2 separate regions of the Homo sapiens genome follow, and region 2 is linked to region 1. A link is an interaction called in ENCODE POLR2A ChIA-PET data of the cell type or tissue named here. Cell type or tissue: OCI-LY7. All regions are shown on one strand.

Region 1 (8,000 bases):
CTCTAGTATGTATGCTCCAAAGAAATTTAAGAGTTGAAAGGGGTAGCCGGGTGCGGTGGCTCACATCTGTAATCCCAGAACCCTGGGAGGCTGAGGAAGAAGAATCGCTTGAGCCAAGGAGTTCAAGACAGCCTGGGCAACACAGTGAGACCCCCCACTCTACAAAAAAATAGAAAAATTAGCTGGATGTGGTGGCACACACTGATAGTCCCAGCTACTCTGGAGGCTGAGGTGGGAGGATCACCTAAGTCCAGGGAGGTTGACACTGCCACATTGAGCTGTGATTGCACCACTGCACTCCAGCCTGGATGACACAGTGAAACTCTGCCTCAAAAAAAAAAAAAAAAAAAAAAGGAAAAGGGAATAAAAAGCTTAATGTGGAAACGAAAACAAGAATAGTCATCACAGATGAAACAAGTTTCACTTGGGGGGAAAAAAAGCAGTCACAGAGTTCCCTTTACAGCTTTAGGTACAACTGTATAAAATTTGAAGACAGGCCAGGCATGGTGGTGAGCACACCTGTAGTCAGTTACTTGGGAGGCTGAGGTTGGAAGCTCACCTAAGCCTGGGAGGTTGAGGCCGCAGTGAGCCGTGATCGTGCCACTGCACTCCAGCCTGAGTGACAGAATGAGACCCCATCTCAAAAAAATAAAATAGGCTGGACGGTGGCTCACACCTGTAATCCCAGCACTTTGGGAGGCTGAAGTGGGTGGATCATGAGGTCAGGAGTTCAAGACCAGCCTGGCCAATATGGTGAAACCCCATCTCTACTAAAAAGACAAAAATCAGCCAGGCGTGGTGGTGCGTGCCTGTAATCCCAGCTACTTGGGAGGCTGAGGCAGGAGAATTGCTTGAACCTGGGAGGCAGAGGTTGCAGTGAGCTGAGATCGTGCTAATGCACTCCAGCTCTGGGCAACAGAGCAAGACTCGGTCTCAAAAAATAAAAAAATAAAATAAAATTTGAAGACATATATGCCACTTGGAAAAACGACAGGAATGTTTTAAGACAGCGATCGCTTCATCTTTTTTAACTGCTTTGAGATATGATTCAGATATGATCTGATTTACCATTTAAACTAAGCAATTCACAAAACTGTACAACCATCACCACGACCAATTTTAGAATATTTTTATCACCCCTAAAAGAAACCTGTACCCACTAGCCGTCACCCTCCATCTTCCTCAGCCCTAGGGAGCCTGTTTCTGTCTGTGGATTTGTTTATTCTGGCTGTTTCCTATGAATGGAGACATGGTCTGAGGCCTTTGGTAACTGGGATGTGTTCATTATCTCCTCATATCCACTTCGCATGATTTCAAGGTCGACATTGTCACATGTATCAGTACTCCATTCTTTTTTATTGCCAAATGATTATTCCATCATGTGGCTATCCCACATTTTGTTTATCCATTCAACAGTTGATAGACATCAGAGTTGTTTCTAGGTTTGGGCTATTATGAAAAATGCGGCCAGGCCAGCACTTTGGGAGGCAGAGGTGGGCGGATCACGAGGTCAGGAGTTTGAGACTAGCCTGGCCAACATGGTGAAACCCTGTCTCTACTAAAAATACAAAAACTGGCCGGGCGTGGTGGCGTGGACCTGTAATCTCAGCTACTCCGGAGGCTTAGGCAGGATAATTGCTTAAAACCTAGGGGGCTGGAGGTTGCACTGCACTGAGCCGAGATCGCGCTGCTGTACTCCAGCCTGGGTGACAGATCAAGACTCCATCTCAAAAAAAAAAAAAAAAAAAAGAAAAAGAAAAAGAAAAAGAAAAAGAAAATTGCTGCTATAAACACTTGAGTAAGAGTTTTGAGTGTTTTGTGTGCATGGCTGTTTTCATTATTAGATTATTTTAAATATAAAGATAAATTTCCCTCCTGGCCATCTGCAAAGGCCCTGAGGCAGGCTCTGGTGTGGTGTTAACCTGGCGGCCAGATCTGGAGGAGCCTCGGGGAGAATATCATATGAGGTCAGAGAAGAAAGAGGGAGTTGTATAGGGTCTTGTAGGCTTTTTTGCCTGAATGAACCAGAGTCGATGAGTAACTCTAAGATGTTGTGAAGGAAAGATTTCAGATGGTGGGAGGCTTTTGTAACAATCCTGGAGATTACTGCAACTTGGACAGGTTGTAGGTAGCGAGCAGTGCAGGTGGTGAGAGGGGTCAGGTTTTGGGCACCTTTTGATCACCCAAACTTCCAGGATTTTCTGGGAGATAAGATGAGATGTGCAATAATGAGCTGCCCAGGGTGACTCCGAGGTTGTCAGTCTGAGCTTTAGGAGAAGGAAGACTGAGAGAAGTGGGTCTGAGGAGGAAGATCATACACGTAGTTTCACATGTGTTAAGGCTGATATTTCTATGAGACTCCCAAGTAGAGAGACTAGCCGAGCGTGGTGGCTCATGCCTGTAATCCCATCACTTTGGGAGGCCAAGGTGGGCGAACCACCAAAGGTCAGGAGTTCTAGACCAGCCTGGGCAACATGGTGAAACCCCGTCTCTACTAAAAATACAAAAAGTAGCCAGGCATGGTGGCGCATGCCTGTAATCCCAGCTACTCGGGAGGCTGAGGCAGGAGAATCACTTGAACTGGGAGGCGGAGGTTGCGGTGAGCCGAGATAGTACCATTGTACTCCAGCCTGGGTGACAGATAGAGACTCCATCTCAAAAAAACCCCCGAAAAACAAACAAACAAACAAGTAGAGAGACTAATATGTACTTGGACTTGTGGATCTGAGCTTAGGGAGCGGTCTGTACTAAAGACCAGTTTGGGAGTCTTCAGTATAAAGTGGATAGTTAAAGCCAGGAGACCAAAGAAGACAAAGATCCCAAGGAAGGAAGTGCTAGAAATATGCAGAAATGTTAAGAGAATGGTGTCTTTTTTTTGTTCAGTGACCTAAAATCACCAGTTCCCTAAATCCTTTATATATTTTATTTTTTGAGACGGAGTCTTGTTCCGTTGCCCAGGCTGGAGGACAGTGGCGTGATCTCGGTTCACTGAGACCTCTGCCTCCCTGTGACCTCTGCCTCCCGGGTTCAAGTGATTCTCCTGCCTCAGCCTCCCTGGTAGCTGGGAATACAGGTGCGACCCACCACGCCCAGCTAATTTTTTGTATTTTTAGTAGAGACAGGGTTTCACCATGTTGGCCAGGCTGGTCTCGAACTCCCGGCCTCAAGTGATCCGCTTGCCTCGGCCTCCCAAAGTGCTGGGATTACAGGCGTGAGCCACCGTGCCCGGCCCCTAAATCTTTTAGTATCCTTCCACACTGTACCATCGCTGACTTGGTCAATGTCCTGCAAATTTCCCAGGTGCATTCTCCACCCTGTCTGGGTCCCCAGAGACTGACATGCAGGGATCTCATGAACCCTTGCCCTCTGGTTCTGATGAGATTTGCCACAAGGATGTTCTGAGTGATCAGAGGGCAGGAAACTGTACCTGCAGCTTCTCCTCACTGAGATGATACAGGTTGGCTGGGTCCTTGGACCAAAGGGCACAGCTCCAGTCAGGCAGTGCCCCGCATGCAGCTAACCTCAGAAGTTCCTCATCTGTGAAATTCCTGGAAGGCTCCTCCAGCCCTGTGAGGCCTGGGGGCAACATCAGCTCCCCACTGTGACTTGCTCCAGGGTACTGAACCATCCTCACTGCTTTTCCTAAACTCTATCCGCCACGTTGTAAATGCTCCTTTTAATAACCGACCTTCCTTCAATTACTGAGTTTGAATGTGCTGTCTGTTTTCTGGCTCACAAGGTAAGCATTGGTGTTAGGGGTGCACTGCAGAGAAGGTCAGGTGAAGGAAGGATAAAAACAAAGAGGTCCACTAGGTAGAGCCTCGGAGCTTTTCCCGTACCTCGTCAGAACCTAGGATTTAGCGGAGTCAGAAAATGGAGCTGACAACTGGAAAGGCTGGGAAGGCAGAGACAACATCAGATTTAGAACAGTGCTCCTTTATAAGGGAATGTTTTCTTGTCTCTCTTTTGAGGTCGAGTTTCACTGTTTTAAGCGCCTCTTTGCAGTCAGTTTTATCTATCCAGCAATTTTTTGGTCTCTGCAAACCCAGGGGGAGCCCCTTGGGGCTTCGTTTTTCAGCTCTTGTAATGGACATAAGGATAGAACAGAAAAGAAGGGATCCAGGCTGTGGGAGAATTAAGAAGTAGAGCCAAGGACAGGGTTAGGGAAACTCTGGACCTTAGTGGAGAACGTATAGAAAATACAAGCGGGTTTTCTGAAAGCCACGCTTTCAGGGAGGACCCCCCAGAGACCAGAGCGTCAATTTCAAACCATCTGGGCTCAACTGTGCCCTTTTTGGAAGGCACCTCTGGTCCTGAAAGTCTTTATCGGGTGACTTCTCTGCGAAGAGAAAGATCCCATTTCCTAAGCCGGAGCACCGAGTTACGCAGTTTGCTGAAGAGATGCAGCCGCTCCCAAAAGTTTTACTTTGAGATTCAAAGACAGGAACAAAAAGAGAAAACCCCAGCACCAATTCAGAGCTGTACTCGAGGTTGACGATCTATCTCTCCAGCACCTCTGAAAGTGAATGTTTTAACAAAGTGAAAGCTCCCTCCAGCTTGGGGCAATGCTGTGGGTGGAGACAGGAAATGCACAGAAGCCCAGCAGACAATGACAGGCATTGCCTGGGACATGTCACCTGACTTTCATATAAAATAAATCTCTGAAGACAAGAGTCTTAAAAAAAAAAGTCTTATTTTAAAAACACGAGGGATGATTTTGATTGAAAAATCCATAGAGTGGTTCCCTTGCCACTCCTTAGTGTAAATATATAATAAATATGCATTTGTGTTTAAGGCACGGTGTGCACCTTGAATTTACTGGTAAGTTATCTCTCATGAAGACTGCTCAGCCACACCTCTCCCCACATTATTAAACCACTACCTGAAAACTGCAATTATCATCGTACCATTTCATGGGGCTTAGGAGATTGTGGGTGATGCCCATCTTCCTTCCTTCCAGCCTTTTTTTTTTTTTTTTTTAAAAAAACAAGTCTCTGTCACCCATGCTGGAGTGCAGTGGCACAATCTCGGCTCACTGCAACTTCCGCCTCCTGGGTTCAAGCAATTCTCCTGCCTCAGCCTCCTGAGTAGCTGGGACTACAGGCATGCGCCACCACGCCCGGCTAATTTTTGTGTTTTTAGTAGAGACAGGGTTTCACCATGTTGGCCAGGCTATCCTCGAACCCCTGACCTCAAGTGATATGCCTGCCTCAGACTCCGAAAGTGCTGGGATTACAGGCATGAGCCACCATGCCCAGCCCCAGCCTTTTTCACAGTACCTGTCCCTCTATCATTTATTTGGCCATAACATACGAAAAACTATCCGTGCTGGGGGATCCTTCAGGAAATTAAGGGAGGGAACAAAAGCCCTCCTTTGTGCTCTGTGCCTACCATGACCTGAATAGCTGGGGTTTGTTTCTAGCTCTATCTTCGCTGCTTTCACCGGAAAAGCTATTTTAACAGTTACAAAGTTAAACAAATAAACCAGCTTTGCCAGATGTATTTGTTGTTTACCAACAATGGCCGAACATTTCTTTTCTGGACAGTGAGCAAGTGTGTGTCTAAAAAGTGTGCCTGCAAGCACTAAAGAAGGAGGAATTGTTCTCCGGACAAAGATAAAAAGTGCTTCTTTTGGAGCCATAGAATGAAGTCATCACAGCTCCTTTCTCTCCTATCAGAAAAGAGACAGGAAATGCCATCTCTAGAGACCCAGAGAAATGCTTCTTACTTTCTGCTGTCATAAGATGCTTTTAGTTTCTTTTAAAACATAATAATAAGCTAAAACAAACAAACAAACAAAAAAACCCAAACCCTAATAGTTTCTGGGGTGACAGCTACACTTACTTATTTCAACTTTTTAGTTGAAATAAAAGTCTACACAGATCAAATCACCCTTCAAATTTTTTAAAGAAATTTCCCAGTGAACAGAGGTGGCTGAGATTAAAAAAAAAAAAAAATCACAGAGAATCTAAAATAAGCAAGCATTAACTTTAAGAAAAACGACAATGGCAAAGCTTTTGAGACAATTTTACTGAACTGCAAGAAATCACAGACAGAACAGACAAACTCACACAAATGCTATGAGAATGTTTAGTATTCACACTGCAATTAGGTACAACAGCTGCTCATTTTTGCTATTTATATAGATATTAAACCATTAACAGTTAAAAGAGCAAAATATGGCACTGATGTGAGAACAGCCCTTTCAAAAAAAAAAAAGTAGAAAAAAACATAAGAATAAACACTCAACTGAGAACAGTCAACCATCTGGAATTTTAAATAAAACTCAGATTCCACAGATGCAAACAAAGAAACAAAAAGACTTGAAAAGGGCAAAGAAAGAGGGAGCTTCCAGCAAACATGCCTGTGACAAATCCTGTTTCCTCTAAACTCACAGCGTAGTAGTGGGTTTGAACAGGAGCAGCTTCCAAGTCTGAATCAGGACTCCCAGTTTTAATTGAGCTAGAACTCTAAGCGGCGTGGATATTTCTATGGACCATGTGGCGTAATGGCAAAACGCCTTAGTCCTGTTCAAGTGGGTATGTCGTACCCCACTTAAAACCCAAACCAGAAACCAGAAACGTTCACTAAGGGACACACATTCTATTTTTACTTAGCAAGGCTTATTTTTCCAAGTTTATCCATAGTAAAAATACCTTCTTAATGAACGTGTTCGAAGTTTTCTAAATGCCTACCTCTCAGAGGCATGCTCAGTTGCTTGACTTTACCCGTAACACTGAGCAGCATGAGGCAATGGGCCAGGGTCAGGCCTAAGCAGCAGCATTTTCCCTCCCTCCTTCTCTGGCTACTCCTCTGCTCACTGTTCCTCGGTTATTCTCACCCAGAAGGCTCCACATGCAGCAATGATCTTTTATCTGTTTTTCAAAGCAATCCTGTCTTCACATTCCTTGAAATTCGCATCCCTAGGCCGCAATCCCAGTACTTTGAGAGGCCGAGGCAGGGGGATCGCTTGAGGCCAGGAGTTTGAGACCAGCCTGGGTAACATGGTGAAACCCCATCTCTCTTAAAACACACACACACACGCGCGCGCGCGCACACACACACACACATAGAAAGAAAAAGAAAAGAAGAAAGGGAAGGAAGTGAAGGAAGGGAGGGAAGGGAGGGAAGGAGGGAGGGAGGGGGGAAGGAGGGAGGGAGGGAGGAAGGAAGGAAGGAAGGAAGGAAGGAAGGAAGGAAGGAAATCAATCAAGAAATCTTAATTCCTCTCATGGAATGGCTCATTTTCTTGCCTGATCCCTTCTGAGGATATAAAGCTGTTACTTGCAGCATCTGATACAGAGAATCTCCCATCAATAAGATTTTTAGATAGAGTGCCAGGGTGATCATCCCATGCTCACTGACATGCCCACTTGTGAACAGGGCTGCTCCAGGCACGAGGAAAGCTGTGTAAACAAAACAAAGTCCCCTGTCCCAGTGAAACTGAGTGGATCCAGAAGTAAGACAAACAGGGTAAAGGAATAAGGAGGGATGGGTGTAGGTGAAGGTAGCTATTTTAGACAAGGGCAGTCTGGGATGACATTTGAGTAGAGACTTGCATAAAACGTGGGAGTGAACTTACAAGGGTCTGAGGAATACCCTCCAAGCCGCAGGCAGAGCAAGTGCAGATGCTCTGAGTGTGAAGGGGCTTGCCCTGTTTGAGGAACAGCTGGATGCCAGTGCCACTAGACCAAGGTAAAGGGCACAGGGACGGAGGGCAGGCAGGGGCTTGACCATGGACAGCCTCACCAGCCACGGTAAGCATGTTGGAAGATTTAAGAAAGGAAGTGACAGCCGGATGCAGTGGCTCACGCCTGTAATCCCAGCACTTTGGGAGGTCGAGATGGGCGGATCATTTGAGGTCAGGAGTTCGAGACCAGCCTGGCCAACATGATGAAATGCCGTCTCTACTAAAAATACAAAAAAAATTAGCTGGGCATAGTGGCACACACCTGTAATCCCAGCTACTTGGGAGGCTGAGGCAGGAGAATTGCTTGAAC
Region 2 (8,000 bases), 740 kb after region 1:
GACGGAGCTGTCTCTTTGCACACGAGGAGCCTGAAATATGGAAAAGTAAGTCGGGCTCTTGATGTTCCTGTTTGCTGACTGAGACTACAAGGCTATTTTTGAATCCCCATAGCTCTCTGGAATTCTGGCCTAAAGAACCCCAGTAGCTAAGCATTAATAGAGGCTGGCATCCCACAAACTGATCGTGTTCCTTAAACGTAACATCAGGACGGTCAGGGTTCACAGGGTCATGGGTCAGTAGCCTTGTAAAGAACAAGTTTTATCCTTTTTCTCCAAGGAGACTGACTTTCACCAGAAGAGCCCCTCCAACTGTGGGCTGGGAGGTGCAGCTGTCTCTCTTCCTCCAGGGGGCGCTGCAGCTCAGCACTGGGGCTGAGGCTGTCCTGGGAACAAAGGCAGGCTGGGTCTGGTTAAACAGCCCTTAGACAAACGTCCAATCAGTCCAGTGGATGTTATTGCTGGCAAAGCTTGCTCTGTCATCTGAGCCTCTAAATGGAATTTCACTGCTTTTCTTGTACGAGGTTGCATTATTGAAGCTATTTACTATTTTAAGGAGAGCATACTTCCTAAAACAAATTAGGATTTACTAGTCTCTTAGCTTTATCTGGGTGAACGTTTTTATTTTCTGAGTGGAACAAAAACCTCTTCCCTTAATGGAGTGGCTGCAGACAGCCACGTTGATGTACATGGAGTAGGCAGAGGACTGCTGCAGTATGCTGACTTTCACAACCCTGGGTCCTGCGGACTCTTCCTTGGCAGGACGTGGACTTGAGCTGTCCTGCCAGGACCAGACATGGATTTGCACCCAGCTCCACCCATCTCCTTACCTACCCAGAGGCACACATCTCACAGGCAAGATGAGTGTTTGGGGTTCAGGTATGAGCTAGGGTCATGGAACAACGCAGTGCTCCTGGGCCAGCAGGAGGCTCCAGCTCACTTCCTCATTGGCTTCAGCTTCTCTAATGTCTGGCACATGAGTTCTGGCTTAGAGTGCAAGGAAGACTGCAAAGGGAAATGACAGAGAAGAGTATTGAAGGTCACCTTCTGCTGGGATGTATGAATAGCCTCTGAGTCCCAAAGCGTTCTCTGCAAAAATGTGTACTATGTGTATGCATGTAGGCGACAGCAATTATAAACAGGAAGGACACCAATTTGAATATACTTAGGATGTATATTCTGTAGTCTCCTTTTCATTCATCCCGCCAATCTTGCAGTGACCTAGCTTCGTGATATATTTCTTTAGCTAGGTCAGGGGGTTTTGGTCCAGGTTTCCCCCTCCCTGGTGAAACGGCAGAAGACCCACTTTCATGATTTGCCATGTGGTGCCTCAGTGATTCTCGGTAACAACGGCTTCATCTGGATTTACCCAACACCTGAGCACAAAGAAGAGGAAGCAGGGGGCTTCATTGCAAACCTGGAGGTGAGCAAACACTGTGGCCATTTTCAGTGGGATGGAGGGGGCTCAGTCTTTGCTGTGTTTTTGTGGCCAGTGAAGTTGGTTGTTTTTAGCTATGTTACTGGTGTAGGCTGAGTCACTTTGACTTTCCATCACGGTATGTTCATGAAGCCCATATTATCTTCTCTTCTAAGGAGATGAATTCAGTGAATGGTTTGGTGTTTGTTGGTGGAGGTGGCAAAGTTGCAGGGTAATAGCCGAAGAGCCAGTGAAGAAGCCATTCTTTTTCTGTTTTTTTGTTTGTTTGTTTTGTTTTGTTTTGTTTTGAGACGGAGTCTTGCTCTGTCGCCCAGGCTGGAGTGCAGTGGTGCCATCTCGGCTCACTGCAAGCTCCACCTCCTGGGTTCAAGTGATTCTCCTGCCTCAGCCTCCTGAGTAGCTGGGATTACAGGTGTGCCCCACCATGCTCTGCTAATTTATCTATTTTTAGTAGAGATGGGGTTTCACCATGTTGGTCAGGCTGGTCTTGAATTCCTGACCTTGTGATCCACCCGCCTCGGCCTCCCAAAGTGCTGGGATTACAGACATGAGACACTGCACCCTGCCCCATTCCTTTTAATCTCCCTTGGAATTAGCTGTTTGGTTGATTTGGAGTTCCAGGGTGATACTGTCTGAGTCATAAATGATTTATTTGTGAATTTCTGTGGCTGGTCACGTATTTTGGTCCTGTTTGTATTTCCCTTCCCCTCTCTGTGTCTCCTTATAGCCTGTCTCTCTTGCTGATCGAGAGGTGATATCCCGGCTTCGGAACTGCATCATCTCGCTGGTAACTCAGAGGATGATGCTGTATGATACCAGCATCCTGTACTGCTATGAAGCATCCCTTCCACATCAGGTACTCTCCCCAGGGCCTCTCCCTTCTTCACTGATCTGTGAGCTGCTCTGTTGTTTGTTCAGAGACAATATGCACATCTCCCCAATACTTTCCCAACATCCGTCAGTATGAACTGGCCTGAAACAGCCTTAATGAGTGTCTGGTAGATCTTTCCCTAAGAAACTTGCAATATTCTCAATGCCTAGTGTCAGTCTAAGGATTTTGGGGCAGGAGGTGTCAGGTGGGACTAGTTTATGAGAGCAACCTCTGGACTACATCTTACCTCTCCCAAATTTCAGCCAGCTTTTGGATGAATGTCAGAATAATATCTTTGTTCTTGTCGACTATATCCCAGAGCATCTTGCTGATTTATTAGGCTGCTTCTAGCAGATCATATCTTGTAACGCTTAGTCTCTGAGACATGAAAGGAATACAGAAAGTTTATGTTAACGGCTTGATTTATGTTTGGATTGGCTTGGTGGTCTGTTTATGGTTGGTTTCTTTTCTGAACAAATGCCTTTTCCCTTTTTCAGATCAAAGACATCTTAAAGCCAGAAATAATGGAGGAGATTGTGATGGAAACACGCCAGAGGCTTTTGGAACAGGAGGGATAAGGAGGTGCTCCAGAAGCACGGGACTGTGGACCTTGCAGGAGTGAAGACTGTGATGTGTGGTCCCCATATGTGGCTCAGCAAAGACTCGAGAGATCATCCCTTTGTCTGCATTGACGGCCCTGTGACGGCCTCCAGCCCACAGGCCTGCTTTCTCCTGTCCTAACACCAAGCCTGGGTGGCAGATGAACAGTGCTTCCTTGGGTTGCCAGCTGAGTCCCGGTATTAGGGAATAGTTTCAGCTCTTTCAAAGTGCACAGTGTTACAGTCGAATGGGCTCCCATCCTGGAATAATATGGAGAATCCTTTGTCTTCCACTCACTGTCATTCACAAGGCACAGTGCCCCATGAAATTGCCCCAATAGAAAACATGGCATCCCTGACCTCCAAATGGTCTGTTTTGGCCTCCATTCCTATATCCTTTAAATGACTGAGAATGCAGCTGGTAAAGTTGGAAGAATAAAGTTAACCAAGCAGGCCAGGCACGGTGGCTCACGCCTATAATCCCAGCACTTAGGGAGGCCAAGGCGGGCAGATCACCTGAGGTCAATAGTTCGAGACCAGCCTGGCCAACAAGGTGAAACCCCATCTCTACTAAAAATACAAAAAATTAGCCAGGTGTGGTGGTGTGCACCTGTAGTCCCAGCTATTTGGGAGGCTGAGGTGGGAGAATCACTTGAACCTGGGAGGCGGAGGTTGCAGTGAGCTGAAATCGCGTACCACACTCCAGCCTGGGTGACAGAGCGAGACTGTGTTTCAAAGAAAAAAAAAAACAAGCAGCCTTTTGCTTGGTTGGAATCTGATTTTCTGTTGCGTGTTCCTTGTAGCCATAGATGTGATTATGTCCACACCGGGCTGCCTTAATCTGTCCTGCTTGGAGAGTGACTTGTAAGATGCTGAATTATTCATGATAATACAGTGAATGTTCTGGGTCCATGTACTCAGATAAACATGAAGAAAATAAGCAAAGAAAAATGGAGACTGGGAAAGCAAAGCTGTTTTCATCCTATAATTGAAGTAGTGTGGAGCATTAACTTGTGGATGATTCAGAGTTAAAAGATAAAAAGACGCCAGAGTTCTCGCTGAAGAATGTGAGAATTCCTGTGCATTGTTTTTTCTGATGACTATCTAAAAATGGTGCCCTGATGTAGGTTTGGGGGAACATTCTTAAAAACAAGGGTGCTATGTGCCTGTAATCCAGCACTTTGGGAAGCTGAGTGGGCAGATCACCTGAGGTCAGGAGTTCAAGACCAGCCCGGCCAATACAGTGAAACCTCGTCTTTACCAAAAATACAAAAATTAGCCGGGTGTGGTGGCACAAGCCTGTATGTAGTCAGCTACTCAGGAGGCTGAGGCATGAGAATCGCTTGAATTCGGGAGGCGGAGTTGCAGTGAGCTGAGATCGCACCATTGCACTTCAGCCTAGGTGACACAGTGAGACTGTCTCGAAAGAAAGGAAAAGAAAAGGCGGCCGGACGTGGTGGCTCATGCCTGTAATCCCAGCACTTTGGGAGGCTGAGGTGGGTGGATCACAAGGTCAGATCGAGACCATCCTGGCTAACATGGTGAAACCCCGTCTCCACTAAAAATACAGAAAAAACAAACCATAGCCTGGCATGGTGGCTGGCACCTGTAGCTCTACTACTTGGGAGGCTGAGGCAGGAAAATGACGTGAACCCGGGAGGTGGAGCTTGCAGTGAGCTGAGATCGTGCCACTGCATTCCAGCCTGGGTGACAGAGTGAGACTGTCTCAAAAAAAAAAAAAAAAGGGACACTATATGCAAGCGCTGTCTTCACATATGTGGCAAACTTGTTTGTTTGTTTTTGAGACAGAGTGTCGCTGTGTCGCTAGGCTGGAGTGCAGTGGCTCGATCTCGGCTCACTGCAACCTCCACCTCCTGGGTTCAAGCAATTCTGCCTCAGCCTCCCAAGTAGCTGGGACTATAGGCATGCGCCAACACGCCCAGCTAATTTTTGTGTTTTTAGTGGAGATCGTTTCACCATGTTGAGCAGGCTGGTCTCGATCTCTTGACCTTGTGATCCACCCGCCTCGGCCTCCCAAAGTGTTTGGATTACAGGTATGAACCACTGCACCCAGCCATATTTTTTGATATTTATAGACGTCTTTTTTTTTTTTGTTTTTTTGAGACGGAGTCTTGCTCTGTCACCAGGTTGGAGTGCAGTGGCGCGATCTCGGCTCACTGCAACCTCCGCCTCCTGGGTTTAAGCGATTCTCCTGCCTAAGCCTCCCGAGTAGCTGGGATTACAGGCACGTGCCACCACGCCCAACTAATTTTTGTATTTTTAGTAGAGGTGGCATTCTACCATGTTGGCCAGGATGGTTTTGATTTCCTGACCTTGTGATCCCCCCGCCTCAGCCTGCCAAAGTGCTGGGATTACAGGCGTGAGCCACTGAGCCCAGCTATAGATGTCTTAACATCATTGTTTTCTGTTCTTTTGTTCCGGGTAATAATAAGGAGCTGAGGACAGCTGAGGAAGGGCTTGGCTGACAAAATGCCTTCCGACAGAGCCCTAACTACTCCACGTAAACCTAGGACAGTCTCAATGGTAGTAACTTTGAACACTGCATTTGATAACTTTCAAATACAACTTGGCTCTTTTTCATTAAATGGTATGCTTCTCTATAACAACACAATAAACAACTTCTTACCTCACTTTCTTTTTTTGAGACAGGGTCTCACTCTGTCACCCAGGCTGGAGTGGGGTGGCATGGATCACAGATCACTGGAGCCTCTACCTCCCAGGCTCAAGTGAACCTATCTTAGCCTCCCGAGTAGCTGGGTCCACAGGCATGTGACGTACCACCATGCCTGGCTTTTTTTTTTTTTTTTTTTTTTTGAGACAGGGTCTTGCTCTGTCACCTAGGCTGGACTGCAGTGGCACAATCACGTCTCAACCTCCTGGTCTCAACCAGTTTCCAACTTCAGCCTTCTGAGTAGCTGGGACTACAGGTGCTGAGCCACCACATCCAGCTAATTGTTTTTGTTTTTTGTTTTTCGGCAGAGATGAAGTCTCACTATGTTGCCCAGGCTGGTCTTGAACTCCTGACCTCAAGCAACCCTCCTGCTCAAGCCATCTTCCCACCTTAGCCTCCCAGAGTGTTGAGATTACAGGCATGAGCCACCACACGCTGCCTATTTTTTTTATTTTTACGAATTTTTTTGTTGTTGCCCAGGCTCAAGCGATCCACCCACCTTTGCCTCCCAAAGTGCTGGGATTATGTGTGTGAGCCACAGCTCCTGGCCTCTTTTTTTGTTTTTCCTATCCCAAGTTGTATTACTAGTTTTGGGGAGTTTGCAGACAATTGAATATTCTATAGGCTGTGTTGCAGCTTTAGATGGATCGACCTGTCATGTTTTTGAGGTTATCCAGGCTGTATATCTCTGGAGAGAAGGGAATGGCAAAGAGTGGGAGTCTGAGTCAAGTTTGGTTTTGTTTTTTTAAGAGACAAGGTCTCTGTAATCCAGGCTGCAGTACACTGGCATGACCATGGCTCACTATAGACTTGGGCTCAGCCAATCTTCCTGCCTCAGCCTCCTGAGTAGCTGGGTTTGGTTTTCCCCAGGGCCATATGTCAGCTTATTTACCCTCCTCACTTGGTGTCTCCCAGCCTGCCAGCCCATGCTGTTCATCCAGTATCTGCTGAATGGTGATTACCTATTAAGTGGAACTAACACAAAATTGCTTATCTAAAAGCAATTATTGGTGATTATTTCCTTGCAGTGGCCCACTAGAGGGCGCCATTGTTAAGTGTAATTCCAGTAGGTGTTTTGTGTTTTTTTTTTTTAATGGAATAAACTGAAATCTTTACATGGTACTGAATCCCTTTAGCAACTTGGGGGGTTGCTTTAACTGAATCACTTTTAATGAAGATATATGAACTTGAAGGGATTTATTCAATATATGACAATATTACTCAATATTACTTTTTTTTTTTTTTTTTTTTGAGACAAAGTCTCGCCCTATCCCCCAGGCTGGAGTACAGTGACGGGATGTCAGCTCACTGCAACCTCCGCCTCCCGGGTTCACGTGATACTCTTGCCTCAGCTTCCTGCATAGCTGGGACTACAGGCACCCACCACCACGCCCAGCTAATTTTTTTGTTTGTTTGTTTGTTTGTTTTCCTGAGACGGAGTCTCACTGTCACCCAGGCTGGAGTGCAGTGGCGTAATCTTGGCTCACTGCAACCTCCACCTCCCGGGTTCAAGCGATTCTCCTGCCTCAGCCTCTTGAGTAGCTGGAACTACAGGCACGTGCCACCATGCCCAGCTAATTTTGTGTATGTTTAGTAGAGACGAGGTTTCACTGTGTTAACCAGGATGGTCTCTATCTTCTGACCTCGTGATCTGCCCGCCTCAGCCTCCCAAAGTGCTGGGATTACAGGAATGAGCCACTGCGCCCAGCTGAATTTTTATATTTTTAGTAGAGATGGGGTTTCGCCATGTTGGTCAGCCTGCTCTTGAACTCTTGAACTCAGGTGATCTGCCTGCCTTGGCCTCCTGAAGTGTTGGGATTACAGGTGTGAGCCACCACACCCAGCCAAGCAATATTTATTTCCGATTGTCAGGCATTTGCCAGGCTTTGGATTCTAGTTTTTAAGCCCTTAACAGTATCATTCAGGGCCTATGTTCTCAGGACCTCTTGAGACTGTGCCTCGGTTTTTAAAAAAAGTATCATTCTACAGTATTATACAGGCATTTTTAAAGTACAGTGCATTGGCCGGGTGCGGTGGCTCACACCTGTAATCCCAGCACTGTGGGAGGCTGAGGCGGGCGGATCACCTGAGGTCGGGAGTTTGAGATCAGCCTGGCTAACATGGGGAAACCCCATCTCTACTAAAGATACAAAATGAGCTGGGCGTGGTGGTGGGTGCCTGTAATCCCTCAGGAGGCTGAGGCAGGTGAATCGCTTGAACCCGGGAGGTGGAGGTTGCAATGATCCGGGATCGTGCCACTGCACTCCAGCCGGGGTGACAGAGTGAGACTCTGTCTCCAAAAAAAAAAAAAAAAAAAAAAATACAGTGCATCTCTAGAAAAAAATACTAGAGTCTGGGCATTGGGCATGGGGCTCACCTAAAACAAGAAAATGGCAAAGTGGA

Evidence for each region. Peaks named below come from ENCODE experiments on the same cell type or tissue, not always from the same donor. Only the 100,000 strongest peaks of a DNase experiment are listed, where the experiment ranks them.
Region 2: POLR2A ChIA-PET joins it to region 1 with 7 read pairs; 2 of 35 experiments call an interaction of 5 or more read pairs at or near these places.

What each region holds. Positions count from the first base shown.
Region 1 is chr9:129,958,655-129,966,654 of GRCh38, forward strand. All of the region lies in intron 4 of FNBP1 (formin binding protein 1), which reads right to left. Among named protein-coding and RNA genes, the nearest start is that of FNBP1, 81 kb to the right of the region's middle. In OCI-LY7, no CTCF peak of the experiment used is centred here; DNase peaks (open chromatin) are centred at 4,567 and 5,667; H3K4me3 peaks cover 2,142 bases; H3K27ac peaks cover 3,359 bases.
Region 2 is chr9:130,700,891-130,708,890 of GRCh38, forward strand. It overlaps EXOSC2 (exosome component 2), which reads left to right. Exons shown (of 9, transcript NM_014285.7): 6 at 1-45; 7 at 1,244-1,420; 8 at 2,163-2,291; 9 at 2,804-4,002. The coding sequence ends at 2,884. Among named protein-coding and RNA genes, the nearest start is that of EXOSC2, 11 kb to the left of the region's middle. In OCI-LY7, CTCF peaks have their summits at 345 (motif pointing right), 562 and 6,641 (motif pointing right); DNase peaks (open chromatin) are centred at 361 and 6,641.